Linked DNA regions of Homo sapiens: all the other regions are linked to region 3. The links are chromatin loops, found by intact Hi-C in ENCODE. Cell type or tissue: mammary epithelial cell. All regions are shown on one strand. Region 1 overlaps TMTC3 (transmembrane O-mannosyltransferase targeting cadherins 3). Region 2 overlaps LOC124902978 (a long non-coding RNA gene). Region 3 has its middle 160 kb from the start of TMTC3.

Region 1 (5,000 bases), 110 kb before region 3:
GGCATGATGTTAAGATTTCTCCACACTTGTTCTCAGAGCCCTATGTCTAGCATACCTTCTTCTGGGAACCATGGGTTATGGGAAACAGCAGTTTGCATTATGTCCCTTAATTGAGCCTGCGAAACTGGGGCTCCACTAGCTTTAAGCAGCTGTTTCAGTACTTTTATATACTGTTTCTGTTGAGCTGACAACCACTGTCCCATGATGAAACCCTAGCCTGAACAATTCCCTCGAACTTGGAAATCCCAAGCGGGCACCAATGACTTACTGTGCAGTCTCTTAACCTTCGTTTTTGAGGGTTCCATCGCAATCCATTGCAGCCTTCCTCACACGGGGCACCACCTGCCGAGTCTGTCCCACAGACTCTGGCCGAGTGATGGATGAAAGAAGTACACTGACACAGGAATTTTGCGTGACAGCGTGGCTAGGGGACCGCATGGCTCAGCACCACCAACAAGAGAGTGCAGCAGCCACCAAGAGAGTGCAGCCCCCCTAAGCCAGCCCTGCTAGCATTTATTTAGTTCAGATTTAATGATAAAGGCTTGGAGCAAACACAATTTGTGGGTAATGAACATTGTCGACCCCCCAAGTAGAGAGCAGTCCTGTGCATGAATAATCAAAGGTTGATTTCTAGAGAAAGGAGTAAACAAATTTATCTAGATAAATTCCTTTACATTCCCTTATCTACTCTTTTCTCTCAGACTCCTGATAAGAGAATCTGGCGGCCTTCAGCCATAATTCCCTTCGGAAGCTTTTGCAAAGCCTCCTGGCCTTCCAAGAAGGTTTGCATCTTTCCCTATAACTTTTTCTTACAACTTTTCCCACCACCCTGACCAAACTCCTACAGGAGGTGGCAAAAAAGTGATGTATAATGCAGGGAAGAAGGCTGAAAGAGAATGGATAGCAAATGGCTCTGTAGGTATATTTGTTCATTGGGCACGTATTTGAGAATTTACCATGTGTCAAGACACTGTTTTAAGTGCTGGGGAATCCAGAAGAAATAAAACAAATTTCCTCCCTTCGTGGAGTTTCCATTCTAAATAAAGGCATAAACATAAGTAAACAAATACACACCACATGTAAATATATATATATATACACACACACAAAATATATATATACACACACACATATGCATGCACATGTGTATTTATATGAAAGTGATAAAAGCTATAAAAAGGGCATAGAGATTAGAAATTTTCAGAGAAAGTCTCTTCGAGATGATAATAAACAGAGCAACCTTCGCACATATACTCTGGTGTAATTTTAAGTATCACTGGCTATGCAGAAAACAGTGAAGAAAAGCAGGAAGATCATTTAGAAGGCTTTTGCAGTAACCCAAAGACATGATTGAGTTGTAATTTTTTAATAGCAATCTTGAAGTACATGTGACATACAATAGACTATACATGTTTAAAATACATAATTTGATAAGTTTCGGCATATGTATATTATCTGTGAGACCATAATTACAATTAAGATACTGAAAATATCCATCAACCCCTCAAATTCCTTGGATCCTTTTCTGATACCTCCCTCTTACCCCTTTTCACCCCAGCCTTCTCTAAGCAAAAGCTTTCTATCACTACAGATAATGTGCTTTTTCTAAAATTGTGTATGAATGGAATTATACTCTATGGACTCTCTCTTTTTTTTTTTTCTTGGCTTTTTTACTCTGCACAGTTATTTTGATACTCATTCATGTTGTTGTATGAATCAAAAACCCATACCTTGGTATGGCTGAGTAGTATTCCTTCACGTAGATATACCACAGTTTGTTTATCCATTTACCTGTTGATGGATGTTTGGATTGTTCACAGTTTGGAGCTGTTACAAACATGGCTGTTACGAACATTCATATACCAGTCTTTATGGATATATGTTTTCATTTCTCTTAGGTAAAAACCTGAGAGAAAAATGGCATGGTCATATGATTTCTGTATGTTTAACTTTTTAAAGGCTGCTAAATTATGTTCCAAAAAATGTATTTCCCACCAGCAGTATAGGAGAGCTCTCCTGCCTTTCTTAATTCTTCATTTGCTGAGAATTTTTAACACAAGTAAATGTTGGATTCTGTCAAATGCTTTTGTGCACCATTTGAGATGATGATAAGGTTTTTATTTTTTTTGTCTGTTAATACAGTGGATATCATCAATTGATTTCATAATGTTAAAACAACCTTGCCTTCAGTAATACACAATTTGATTGTGACTTATTATCTTTATTATATTTTATTTGTTAAAATGCTATTAGTAATTTTTACATCTATATTTATGAAGGATAGAGAGTTCCTAGGAGATTCCAGATATTTATAAATTTATTTTTTTAAATAAATTGATAATTTTGTGGACAGGAAATACTGAAACTCTACATAATTGCCTAAGCCATCAATGTGAGAATACTTCACTGTTGGGCAGCTAATATTTCACTGTTGGGCAGCTGTGTATTAGTCATACACAGTTGCCTGAAAACTTCCCAGCCACATCACATTTGCATCCCTAGGCAGGATGACTGAGATCATATGTGAACCAGTGTCTAATAACTACTGTCATTTCAAATAAATGGTGACTGTAAACCTGTGTACACAGGTGTTTGTTACTATTAAAAACACATGCAAACATTCATGCAGGTAAGTTGATAACCTTTAGCAGTGAGGTAAGTTCCCTTCTAAACAAAGTTCCTTTGTTTTCCTAGTGAAAATATGATATTAGAGATGTGAGGAGAGATAAGAAATGAAAGAGACTCAACTAGGATTCTGGAAAAATTAACTGATTATAGAAACCTAGTATTGACAAACTGAGACTACATTTGAGATTTGTGAGGTCCTCATTTACCATTGAATTAAAAGCTAGATTGTTAACTCATGCTGCTGTTGTTTTGGATAGGTACTGGTAAGAGTGGGCTTGTTCTTTGAAGTTCCTTTAGTTTCTTTAGTCATTTAAATGTCATTGATTTTTTACATCTTGCCTTCTTTTCTTACCTTTTGTTAATACTTAAATTTATCTTAAAAGTGATACTATTTTACCCTCTAGAATCTTAAAACTTTGTAAATTATAAAGAATTGCTTAGAAATTAGGTCTTTCATTTTATTAGCTGTATTGAGTGGCCTTTTTGATGCTAAACAATATCTAATTGCATCTCTGCTCTTTGAAAACATAGGGCTGCTATACTCTAGTGTCTGAAGTCTACATTAATGACAATATCTCCTGGCCTTAATTCTAAGAGCATGATTTCAATGGATAGTAATTCACCTCATTTTTTATCTAAGTATATAACCTCTTTCTTTTCTAACATTGGTTGGGGATAATTTCAATAACATTTTAAATACTCAGCTGGCATAATTACAGTTTTATTTTAACAAATTTTCAGTTTATTCTTAAATTCTTAGTGTATAATTTTTTCAGGTTCTATGTACCTTAGCTTTTCCTAAATAACATTCTGAGCTCTATAAACATATGGTATGGATTTATCTGGTAAAAAAAAAAAAAAAGATATAAAAGCAAAGACTACCCCATATTTTTAATTGACAATAATAGTACATATTCATGGGATATATAGTGATGTTTTGATACATATAATGCAAGCAAATACCCTGATCTAATCACTATACTGCATATTTTATATGCAATTGGATAATACAATGATTTTCAGCCCTGATTCTACATCAGAATTGCCTTTGACACTTTTTATGAACATATTTTTGCAGATTTCATTTCTGAACATTATGTTTTGATGGACCTAGGTGGGGCTGAAGTATCTGACTTTTTTTTAAACTACACAGGTATTCTGATTTGCAGCCAGAATTAAGAATGGCTAGCTTAAACGTTTTTTTTGCTTGACCCCTCCTGGCTCCATGAGACTCAGCAATACATCTAAAAAGAAAAAAATCTACTTCCTTACTCCTAAACTTATCTATAATCAAACCTGGACCGCATCTGCCAGTTTTTGTGCAGTGCACACAATTGCCAGCCTAAAACATTATATAGCAAGTTCTTAGGACTGTTACTCAGGGAATGCCCAAGATATATATGCTTGGCCCCTATGTGTCCTAGGAGTTGCAGGCAAAGAATTATTGCACAATTGCAAAATAATTGGTATCACAAGGCAAGTAGTAATCATAATGAACCTTTTCATGTATTTTAGTTCGTGTTGAGTATAAACTGTCTGATTTAAGATCTTCTACCTTCCTTCTATCATTATTCCAAACCTTTGAAATATTTACTGGCAAGTATATCTTTTTAAAAAGCTACTGTACAATGAATCCTCATCTCTTTCCTATTTCAGCTACATTTTTTTTCCTATCCCTGAATAAATTTGCTGGGATTTTTACTTTCCACATCAGAAAATGAGACATAAGTTCCTGACATTCTAAAATTAACACAACCTTTTAAAAAAATCTAAAATTAATTTTAAGGAGTTAATTATCATTTAAAAGAGCTGGGCCACTGCATCTTAAGTAATACTATTATCATTATGTTCCATTATACTCTCATTCTAGCCACAGTCACAAAAATTTTTAAAAATCGAATGGCAAAGTTTTTTTTCAGTCTCTTTGCCCCTGTTCCACCATGATGCATATTTGTTATAACACTTGAAATAATTCTAAAAATCCTGATGATTCATTTTACTTGTAGAGTTGAGCTGTACCTTTTGAGTGAATTCCTAAGCTATGAGATTAAGTAAATGGAAGCAAGCTTTAGTGTAGTAAAATACAATGAAGGAAGGTAATAAAAATTTCTTCATTACCTTTATCTCTGGAAGCAAGCTTTAGTGTAGTAAAATACAATGAAGGAAGGTAATAAAAATTTCTTCATTACCTTTATCTCTCTTATGTCTCAACTCTTCAAAAATCCATTCAAATAGTTTTTTCATGCCATGTATGTATTTTCTGTCTTTACATGCTTTAAGTAATTTTGTGTATACCATTGGTTTTAAGTTATAACAAGTTAAATTACAAGAACTTTAAGGAAGAAGCAGGACCTGTTGCCTGCTTTTGCATT
Region 2 (5,000 bases), 93 kb after region 3:
TGACACTGGGGAACAATTTCTCTCTCTGCTACAGGAGGCATCCCAGTTGTGGCTGTACGTTCACCATGATGCCAGCTGCTGCCCCATAACCACTCTCTCTGTGAATCTCTGTTTCTGTCAAACTAATTAGCTTCTAGTATCCAATAATATTACCTTCTCCCAATGTATTCATGGGTATGAGTGGCTTCTTGCTATTGTTATCTTGTTTACCTCACTAGTTTCACTGCCCTCAATCTGGAAGATAAACATCTGGCAAAATAGGGTTCTTAAAAAGCACTGTTTTACAGAATACTTCGGCATCCTCCTGTTGCCGACCTTGGATCTGAGTCACTTGAAGGAAAGTCTGTTCTCTCTCTGTTCTCTAGCTTTCTAGTAATTTTCTTTCAAATTGTCTCTTGGAATTGGCTTTTCTAAGCCCAGCATTCTTGCTCTTCTGATAACAAATTCCCTCCCTCTTTTCTTTTACAAGACGTTCCTTCTCTCCCTAGTAGTGACCCAAATTGAAGGTATGGCATGAAACCTAACCTTGACCAACCAGAATCCTTTTCCAGGAACTGCTAGGGATGCAGAGGAGAGAGCAATCACCATTTGCCTTTGCCATCCTGTATGTACCGGGGTCTATTTTGTAAAAAGAGCCTGTGAATGGGGCCAACACCAATGGAGGCTGACCTAAAAAATGCCTGATAACATTTTTTATACTAAACTCCTGGATAAATTTGGAAGAGAACAATATTAATACAAAGTACAACCCAACTCATAAAACTCTCAAGTTGTAAAAGTCTTTTCTGACTGATTGAAAGGAAGTTTTGAGTAGAGTGGGAGGAAGGGATGAGTAGGGGGTTGTTGGAGATAAAGTTAATTTGGGTCACAGATATAAAGAATGAGAACACATCTTAGTGTCTGGATGGTTGCTGAAGATGGAGGGAACTTGGAAAACTGAAACCCAGCATATGTTGATTTATCTCCACATTTTCATTTCTGAGTTTCTGGCTCTTTCTGACACTTATGATGTCTGTGGCATCTATTCTTTTTATTACATTGTTACAAGTCTTTCCTAACCCTTTGAAGTCAGAACGCTTTGCTTTCACTACCACTTCATGCTGACATCTGTGACTAAGCTCCCTGGCTGCTTGGGGATTTTTTTTAACCAGATGTCATAAATTACAGAAATGGAGGTTGCCAAAGATTAAACTGATTATCAAACAAATAATGAAACACATTATTTGTGTTAGGAAATAAAATATATCTTAAATGTCTATGAAAGAATTGTTGAAAATGACATCTAAAAATCATCCCTGTTTTTCTTAATTTTTGAATGTGTTGCCTTAGGAGATGTTTTCTTTAACAACAGAGTCATATGGTTTAATGACATTGAACAATTTTTTTTTTTTTTTTTTTTTTTGAGACAGAGTCTCGCTCTGTCACCCAGGCTGGAGTGCAGTGGCGCTATCTCGGCTCACTGCAAGCTCTGCCTCCCGGGTTCACGCCATTCTCCTGCCTCAGCCTCCCGAGTAGCTGGGACTACAGAAGCCTGTCACCATGCCCGGCTAATTTTTTGTATTTTTAGTAGAGACATGTTAGCCAGGATGGTCTTGATCTCCTGACCTCGTGATCCACCCGCCTTGGCCTCCCAGAGTGCTGGGATTACAGGCGTGAGCCACCACGCCCGGCCGTCATTGAACAATTTACTCCATACCATGAACAGATAAATTTCTGACAGAATCTCAGCATCAACTGGAAATTCAGATCAGTAATTTTGTTTTCCAGGTTGCATAAACTTAAGTTAGGCTAGAAACATTCTTGTTCAGGTGCTCTCAGTATTCAGTACTGGGCTGGTCACCTATTATGCTTTAATTTTCTGTATGAATCCCTCATAAACTGTCATCTTTGTCCTAGACATAGTCAGAAAAGTAACATTTGTGCCACCAATAGAGTTCTATTTGAATCAACTAGGACTTTTAAAAGTTTCAGCCACTATTCTGCCCGGAGAATATCAGCTGTTATGTCTTCCCATCCTAGAACCCCTGCAAACATTCCCTAGAGCCCACTTTGACTGTGGCAACCACAGGAGACTGGCAAGACTGGGGAGCTGAGGTATCCCCAAAGATCTGGCTCTTAGCATGAGCTACCCATAGGGCAAGGGGCAATGCAGCCTGCCAAAGTGCCCCTTAGGACAAAGGAAACCTGATTGTGTGTTCTCCCCATCTGATAGCCCTCTCATGCTTGTGAGCAGAAGGTAACTGTGCCCATCCCAGTGAAGATGAGGGCATAGTGCTGATCTCTGAAAGGGAGGAATGTTGTTCTACTTCAGTAGACAGGCAGCACCAGTGGCCAGGAACAGATGTGAAGGTGGGGGGTCTTCTCTTGTCCCCCCATCCACTGCTGTGGATGCAGCCACAGGTTTTCCTACTGGGTATTGGAGTGGGTATACCTGGAGATAGCTTCTCCAGGACTATGTGGGGTTACTAAACCCCTACTGAAAGTGTGCCCACGAGCCCAGGCTTGCACAAAGGGCAGGATTCAACATCCTCTTCCTATGTGGAGTAATGGCATCCCTACAGCTGAATGCTGGCCAGCCACAGAGTTGTTTGGGGCTGAGGGAAGAGGTTCCACTCCAGGCCAATTCAGGGTAGCCACAGGATGTGCATTTTCTGCAGAATTCAGTTCCATTTAGCCTGGAGATAAAGGGCAGGGTCTATCTGAACTGAAGGCTGCAAGCTCTGGGACAGTGGTGTGATAGGGAATTGGATGGGGAACTGATACAGCCCCCTCCTTGCCACCTCTGAGGATACCTCAGAGCATTGTACCATGTGCTCTCTCAACCACCCCAGTCAGGGTAGGTGCTTCCACTGATCATTGGGGTATCTGGGAATGAGCCAGCTCTTACTTGTAAGTGCCACCTACAGGACTGAAAGTTGAACTGCATAATCAAAAAAAAAAAAACCCCACTTACAGAAAGGCATAGTGCTAGGGAATGAGATACGCTTCCTGAGATCTCAGCTCTTAGCCCCACAGAAAATAGTGAGCCAGTTCATATACCCAATGCATTGTTACAACAATCAGCACTTGAGAAAGCCACCACACATAGAAAAGCTATCTATAACCAAGGAATTTATACCAGAACCTTGGCCCCTTGAAAGCATCCAGAATTGAAACCAAGTGATCATATACAACATACATTACAGTCACACCTCAAGGGGAAAAATAAATAAAAATTCCCATCCAAACAAAAGAAAATTCAAAAATAAGAAGAGCAAGCTTCTCCAGATGAGAAATAATCATCATAGAACTCCTGCAGTACAAACAAACAAACAAACAAACAAACAAAAAACAACATTTCAACATCCCCAAAGGATCACATTAGATGTCTAGCAATGGATCCTAATCAAAAATGAGTTTGGATCCTAATCAAAATAAAAACTCTGAAATAAGAGAAAAAGTTCAAAATATGGATTGTAGGAAATCTCAATGAGTTCCAAGAAAAAGTTGAAAATCAACACAAAAAATCAGGAAAACAATTCAGGATATGAATGAAAAATTTACTAAAGACATGGATAGTTTTTTTAAAAAAACAGAACTTTGGGAAATAAAAAAATTATTGATGATATTACAAAAAATAGTTGGAAGCTTTATGAGTAGACTAAACTGAGCAGAAGAGTTTCAGAACTTGAAGACTGGTCATTCAAATTAGCCCAGTCAGACGAAAATAAAGATAAAGAAATGTTTAATAATGAACAAAGCCTTCAAGAAATATGGAATTATGTAAAACAACCAAATCTATGAGTAAAAGGCATTTCTGAGGGAGAAGAAAAAGTAAAAACTTTGGAAAACATATTTGACAGAATAATTCAAGAAAACTCTCCTGGCCTAGCTAGAGAACTAGACATTAAGATACAAAAGCTCAAAGAATACTTGGAAGATTCTCTGCAGGAAGAATCTCATGAAGGCATATAGCCATCAGACTATCCAAAGTCAAGATGAAAGAAAAAAAAAATCCTAAAAGCAGCTAGAGGGGAGCCTCTAATAATCTATAAAGGAAATCTCATTAGACTAACAGTGGACTTCTCAGCAGAAGCTTTATAAGGCAGAAGAGATTGAGGGCCTATTTTCAGCCTTCTCAAAGAAAAAAAAATGCCAGTCAAGAATTTATATAGTGCCAAACTAAGCTTCATAAATGAAGGAGAAATAAAGTCTTTCTCAGACAAGCAAATGCTAAGGCAAATTCATCACCACTAGACCAGCCCTACAAGAAAAGCTCAAAAGAGTTCTAAACATGGAAATGAAAGGACAATGATTTCCATAATAAAAGCACATGTAAGTACAAAGTTTACAGATCCTATAAAGGAATTACACATTGAGATTACAAAGCCAACTAGGTAACAACATTATGACAGGAAGAAAACCTTACATATTAATATGAATCTTAAACATAAAAGACTTAAATTTTCCACTTAAAGATATAGATAGGTCAATTGTATTTAAAAAAACAAGATACAACTGCTTGCTGTCCACAAGAAACCCGCAAAATAAGTGAAGGCCCATAAACTCAAAATGAAGGGGTGGACAAAGATATACCATGTAAACAGAAAACAAACAAACAGAAAAAAGCAGGAGTAGCTATAGTTATAACAGTTAAAACAGACTTTAAATAATCAATAGTGAAATAAAGCAAAGAAAGTTGTTACGTAATGATAAAGAGTTCAATTCAACAAGAAGATATAATTATTCTAAATATGTATGAGCCAACCACCAGAGCACTCAGATTTATAAAACAAACACTACTAGACCTGAGAAAAGAGATGGAGAGAAATAAAATAGTATTAGGGGACTTCAACACCTCAGTGGTAGCACTAGACAGATGACTGAGGCAGAAAATCAACAAACTCTGGACTTCAACGGGACTCTAGATCAAATGGACCTAATAGACAGTTACAGAACATTGCACCCAACAACCACAGAATATACATTTTTCTATTACTTCCCAGCCTTTTGGCTAAGAT
Region 3 (5,000 bases):
TCTTTTTCTATGTTTATTTCTCAGCTATACCACCCATCCCATACAGCTTTCATTTTGGGTATCCATATCAGAGTATAGATGCTCCTTGACTTATGTTGCGGTTATGTCCTGATAAACTCATTGCAAGTTGAAAATATATAAGATGAAAATGCATCGAATACACCTAACCTAGCAAACATCATAATTTAGCCTACCCTACCTTAAATGTGTTCAGAACACTTATATTGGCCTACATTTGGGCAAAATCATATAACATCAAGCCTATTTTCTAATAAAGTGTTGAATATCTCCTGTAATTTATTGAATAGTTCACTGAAAGTGAAAAACAGAATGGTTGTATAAGTATTGGAAGTCTAGTTTCTCCTGAATGTGTATTGCTTTTGAACCACCATAAAGTAAAAAAAAAAAAAATCATTTAATTCAGGGACTGTCTGTAGTTCATTAAGAAGGTTAATGTATCTAAATACAGTCTATCCAGGCTTATCTTCATGGGACTTGGTTATCTTTGTTTTTCATATGAAGAGGTATAATTGGCCAGTTTCCTGTAAAGCTGAAAAAGCCCAGTATCTCTTGAAATAAAATACTTTGCTTTTGTACAGTGTAAGTTGATTAAATTGTTGCCTTTTTTCCCTATGTATCTTTCTTATAAACTTGCTTTGTTAAAAATGTTAATTTTTTCACATTTTCCTTGTATTTTTCATTTTGAGTTTCTTTTACAAGGCTTCTCTTTATTGACAGTATATTTACTTAACTCTTTTTGTTGATCAGCACAAGTCATTTTGGGAAGCTGCCCATTATAGAGGGCAGCTAAGCACACTCTTCAAATTAATACAAAAATCTGTGGCCAAGTGAATATTTGATGTAAATGTGAAATTCTTCATGCTTGCCAATGAAAATCTGTCTTTTTAATCAAACTACTTTTCTTCTTGGTTAATAGAATCATAATAGTAAACTCCTTTCATTTTTTTTCTCAGTCTCCTCGATTTGAATGTTGTTACCTTATTATTCTTTATCTCATGATTTTCTTTTGTTTCTTAAATGTCAGAATATACCTGTAATTCCAGTTCCCTGGTGTGGCTGGCAGCCTCTAACAGAACTCTCAATGATTTCTGTTTCCTGGAGTTCCCCTCCTTTTGAGTGTGGGTTGAATTTAGTGACTCACTTCTAATGAATAGAATGTGGCAGAAGTAAGTGATGAGATGTCACTTACAAGATTAGGATAAAAAGACATTGTGGCTTCTGTCCTGGCACCCTCTTGCTCTCTCACTTGCTCACTCTAAGAAAAGCCAACTAGCATGGAGATTTTTTTCATAGCTTCCCTAAGAAGATAATCATTTAACAAGGGACAGGCGAGGCTTCTAGCCAACAGCCAGTAAAGAGCTGAGGTCATCAGTTCAATACCCCATGAGAAACTGAATCCTATCAACAACCATGTGAGGGAGCTAGGAAATATTTCCCCTCTCAGCTGAGCCTTCAAATGCGACCATAGTGTCAGTTGACACCATCGCTACAACCTCATGTAAGCGTACTTGCATTCCTGATCCACAGAGTGAGATAATAAATGGAATGAGATAATAAATGTGTGAGTTTTTTGAGACAATTCTGAAATAAAATATTATGAATCAATAGATAACTAAAACACTTTGCCACATATATTTTCTGATATTCATGTATAAGGGAAGTTTTACAAGTATATTACTATGATCATTTCACCTTACAAATGGGAAAGATTTGAAAATTACAAGATGTTGGAATGTAAGTTCAGAAGATACCATTTTGAGTAAAAGATATAGATATGATTGTGCATTGTCCAGCAAGTAATTGCTGAAAATTTCTAATTCCTAATGAAAACATTGAACCAACAAGATGTAGACTTCCTGCACCTAATGAGCTAAATATGGAAATGCATGAGTCAATGGGAAATCAGCTCTCACTTCTTATGAAGTAACCCTGAGAAATGTGAAGCAAAGAAAATATGATGGCTGTTTCTATCAACACGAGCTTAAAGAGGGTGGAAAGAACTCTAATACTGAAACCTAGTCATAGGTCAAGGCTGCAGAATTCGCCCCATTTCCATTTTGCTGATTCATATCAGTCAGATATGACTATGCCACTTGATTTTGTCATAGAGCAAACCCAACAGTGGTTAAGCCACGTTCCAAGAATAATTTAACACTATCTCCTTCTACCCCCACAAACACATGCACTGACCACGTGGTCATCCCCCTGCAGTAATATGTACTGGAGCAATGACTCAGCTCACAGTTCTACCCTATAGCTATGTTTGTGCCACTACCACCTCCTGCCTCAAAGAAACTCTTGCCAGGGTGATTTACCAAGGATAAAGATGTCTAATTTAAGTTGGACCAACCCAATTCTCTTTCTTGGAAATTTGAAACTAGAAGAGAGCCACATGGAGAATGAAGGTAATTGAAGCTAGGATAGCTAATATTGATACTTCAGAGAACATCCAAGAGCTTCTTTCTGATGCCAAAGACCCAGAACAGCCTTTGTCCCTAGCCTTTGTCAAAGTAGAATGATGGCTCCAAGCCTTTCACTTCTTAGTAATGTGTTGTCTTAGTAATCTAATCTTAGTAAGTGTTATCTTAGTAATCTAATCAATGTAACTTTCTTACATTAGAGTAATTTTTGGTTGTTTAACAGGTAGGCCAGACCTACTATTATTTATCCCCTACGTCCGTATCAAATAGGCTTCTGCTTGAAGATCTTGGCTGACACAAGACTCTAATTTAGTTTTCCCACACAGATAAGGTAATAAAATAAAGACAAATGAATTGATTTTATTGTTAAATGAGTCATGAATTTTGATGAGCTTGGATCTTGACAACAAGTATAGAATTTAAGATGTGGAAAAATATTCTTGGAAGGCAAGGTCATCAGATCCGGAGTCCATTCTAAATCCCAGTGGAACTCTGTGACTGCTTAATGCATAAGACACAGTTGGGTTCAGATCTTTATAATGTTCCACACTGACTTCCTGACTGTCTCAAGTAGCTATTTCACGGTCTCTTAAGAGGTAACCTGTATCACCAATTTTTTATTAAACCTGTGGATTTTGCATCAGAAAAGTTATTCTGATTAATTTGGGGCCATTTAGAAGAGCAAAACAGTATTTTAGTAAAATGTTACCTTCAACAAGTATGTTATTGTAATTTAGTCATTGGGAAGATTAATTCGTCTTCTTTAGAAAATATTGCAGCCTAACACAATGATTAAAAGCATGAGATTTAGTAATTTCAAACCTTAACTCTCCCAGAGTTTGGCTGCTCCTTCATTTTAGAGGGATTAGTTCAGGTCATCCTGGCAGGTTCCCATATCAGTGTTGTGCTCTTAGGTTCATAGTTTTGTTTTATGGATAAATATTTACTTATGTCTGTTTGGCTAACTTTGCTTTGTGGCTGAGCAGTTGTTTCTTACTAGTTGTGAAACTAGATTGGGTTAAATTAAAATGACATGGCCATTTCATTTCTCCTTCCACTTTTGCCATTATGTGGGAGGGGAAACAACTCCAGGCATTTATTCAACAAATATTTATTCAGCCTTTACTATGTACCAGAAACTGGGGATAAAGTTGTTAACAAAAACATTATGGTTCCTGACCTCACCGAGCTGATGGTCTAAGAAATCCAAAATGGTGACCCACATTACTCCTGAAACTCATTCAAATTGCAAAAGATCCTATCTCCAAGTAAAGAATTTTTAGGAGTATTCCTTACTTTCTTCCCAAACAGCATCTTACTCTTAATTAGGGAAGCTATATGCCAAAGCTGAGCCCCTTCCTTTTATTTTGAGGAAGTATTATTGTAATTGGTAAATATGTTTCAGATTCTTTAGTAAGGGATTTTGGTGATTTACTAATTTACTTATGAATGAAGATTCCTTTATTATTTTCTGTTGCTCTTATTATTTTGTTTAGTGTGCTATGTAAACATGCAGTCATATCATAATCTTTCCTAGAAGTCTAATTTGATTCAAGTTTGCACATTTAAAAAGCCAATGACAAACTCTACCCCCTAATCTTTGTCATCTATATAGGTCTTATTTCAACTGTTGTTCAGGAATGATCCAAACAAATTCAGAAGCAGATTTAAATGTTATAGGTAAGCTTATTTTTTTAAATCAAACTTAAAAAAATTGAAATGTCCTCATGGGTTTTACACCCAAATACATAATAAACATATGTTTTTAAAATATTAGATAATGACAAAAATAAACAATTTTAAAATACTATTGTTAATCCTATCATACAAAAATGACCAGTATTAACACTCTGATGTATATTTCTGAAATTTTTAATAGACATACACACACATAAAGACATATACATTCTTGCTCTCTCCTTTTAATTTAAATAATTAAAAGTCTTTAATACTGTAAAACTACTTTACAACTGCTTTAATCATAGAACTTCTAAACATATACATATACATAAACATATTTAGATTTCAAAAAGCATAGATTTACAGCATCATTTTAATGGCGCATCATACTCCATTTAATGTTATAATGTATTTGCTCATTTCCGCTTACATTTAGTTTACCTTCAGTTTTTGGTTCTTAGGAGCTCTCAGGTACTCCCTAGCTCCTTGCAAGACTTGATCTTGGTTACAAATTTTTCGTCTATTTATGCCTTTAAAATACTTAATAGAAACTCATTTTGCTCATGAGTATTTGATTAAGCATGCATACAATTAGAAATAATTACACATCAGTATTATGTCATGAAGTAACATTGGTTTTGTACTTTTCTTTTTCTTGTCCTTTTGTAGCAAACACTGGTAATCTGGATTTTTCAGTTTTCTCTGGTACTTCCCACTGGTTTCAAACTGCTCTCCTTCCAAATTTAGTAATGTTTATTCCAGAATGAATGTATTAAATCTGAACTGTTTAATAAGAGTAGCCAACCCCCAAAGTTAGAATAAAGGGAAAGGCAAAACATGCCACCCATTAAGAAGCCAAGGCATTACCAAGGTAATTCT

Evidence for each region. Hi-C counts contacts between places; a loop is a spot of excess contacts. Peaks named below come from ENCODE experiments on the same cell type or tissue, not always from the same donor. Only the 100,000 strongest peaks of a DNase experiment are listed, where the experiment ranks them.
Region 1: it touches region 3 in a loop (2.0-fold over the local background); 3 of 110 quality-filtered maps call a loop at or near these places.
Region 2: a loop joins it to region 3, with 6 times the contacts of the local background. A loop is called at or near these places in 3 of 110 quality-filtered maps.

What each region holds. Positions count from the first base shown.
Region 1 is chr12:88,183,693-88,188,692 of GRCh38, forward strand. The region is part of intron 10 of TMTC3 (transmembrane O-mannosyltransferase targeting cadherins 3); the gene reads left to right. Among named protein-coding and RNA genes, the nearest start is that of TMTC3, 44 kb to the left of the region's middle. In mammary epithelial cell, no CTCF peak of the experiment used is centred here; a DNase peak (open chromatin) is centred at 2,489; H3K27ac peaks cover 611 bases.
Region 2 is chr12:88,390,690-88,395,689 of GRCh38, forward strand. All of the region lies in intron 1 of LOC124902978 (a long non-coding RNA gene), which reads right to left. Among named protein-coding and RNA genes, the nearest start is that of KITLG, 190 kb to the right of the region's middle. In mammary epithelial cell, a CTCF peak has its summit at 2,888 (motif pointing left); DNase peaks (open chromatin) are centred at 1,112, 2,522 and 2,822.
Region 3 is chr12:88,297,706-88,302,705 of GRCh38, forward strand. No RefSeq gene overlaps it. Among named protein-coding and RNA genes, the nearest start is that of TMTC3, 160 kb to the left of the region's middle. In mammary epithelial cell, no CTCF peak of the experiment used is centred here; DNase peaks (open chromatin) are centred at 1,136 and 2,126; H3K27ac peaks cover 2,354 bases.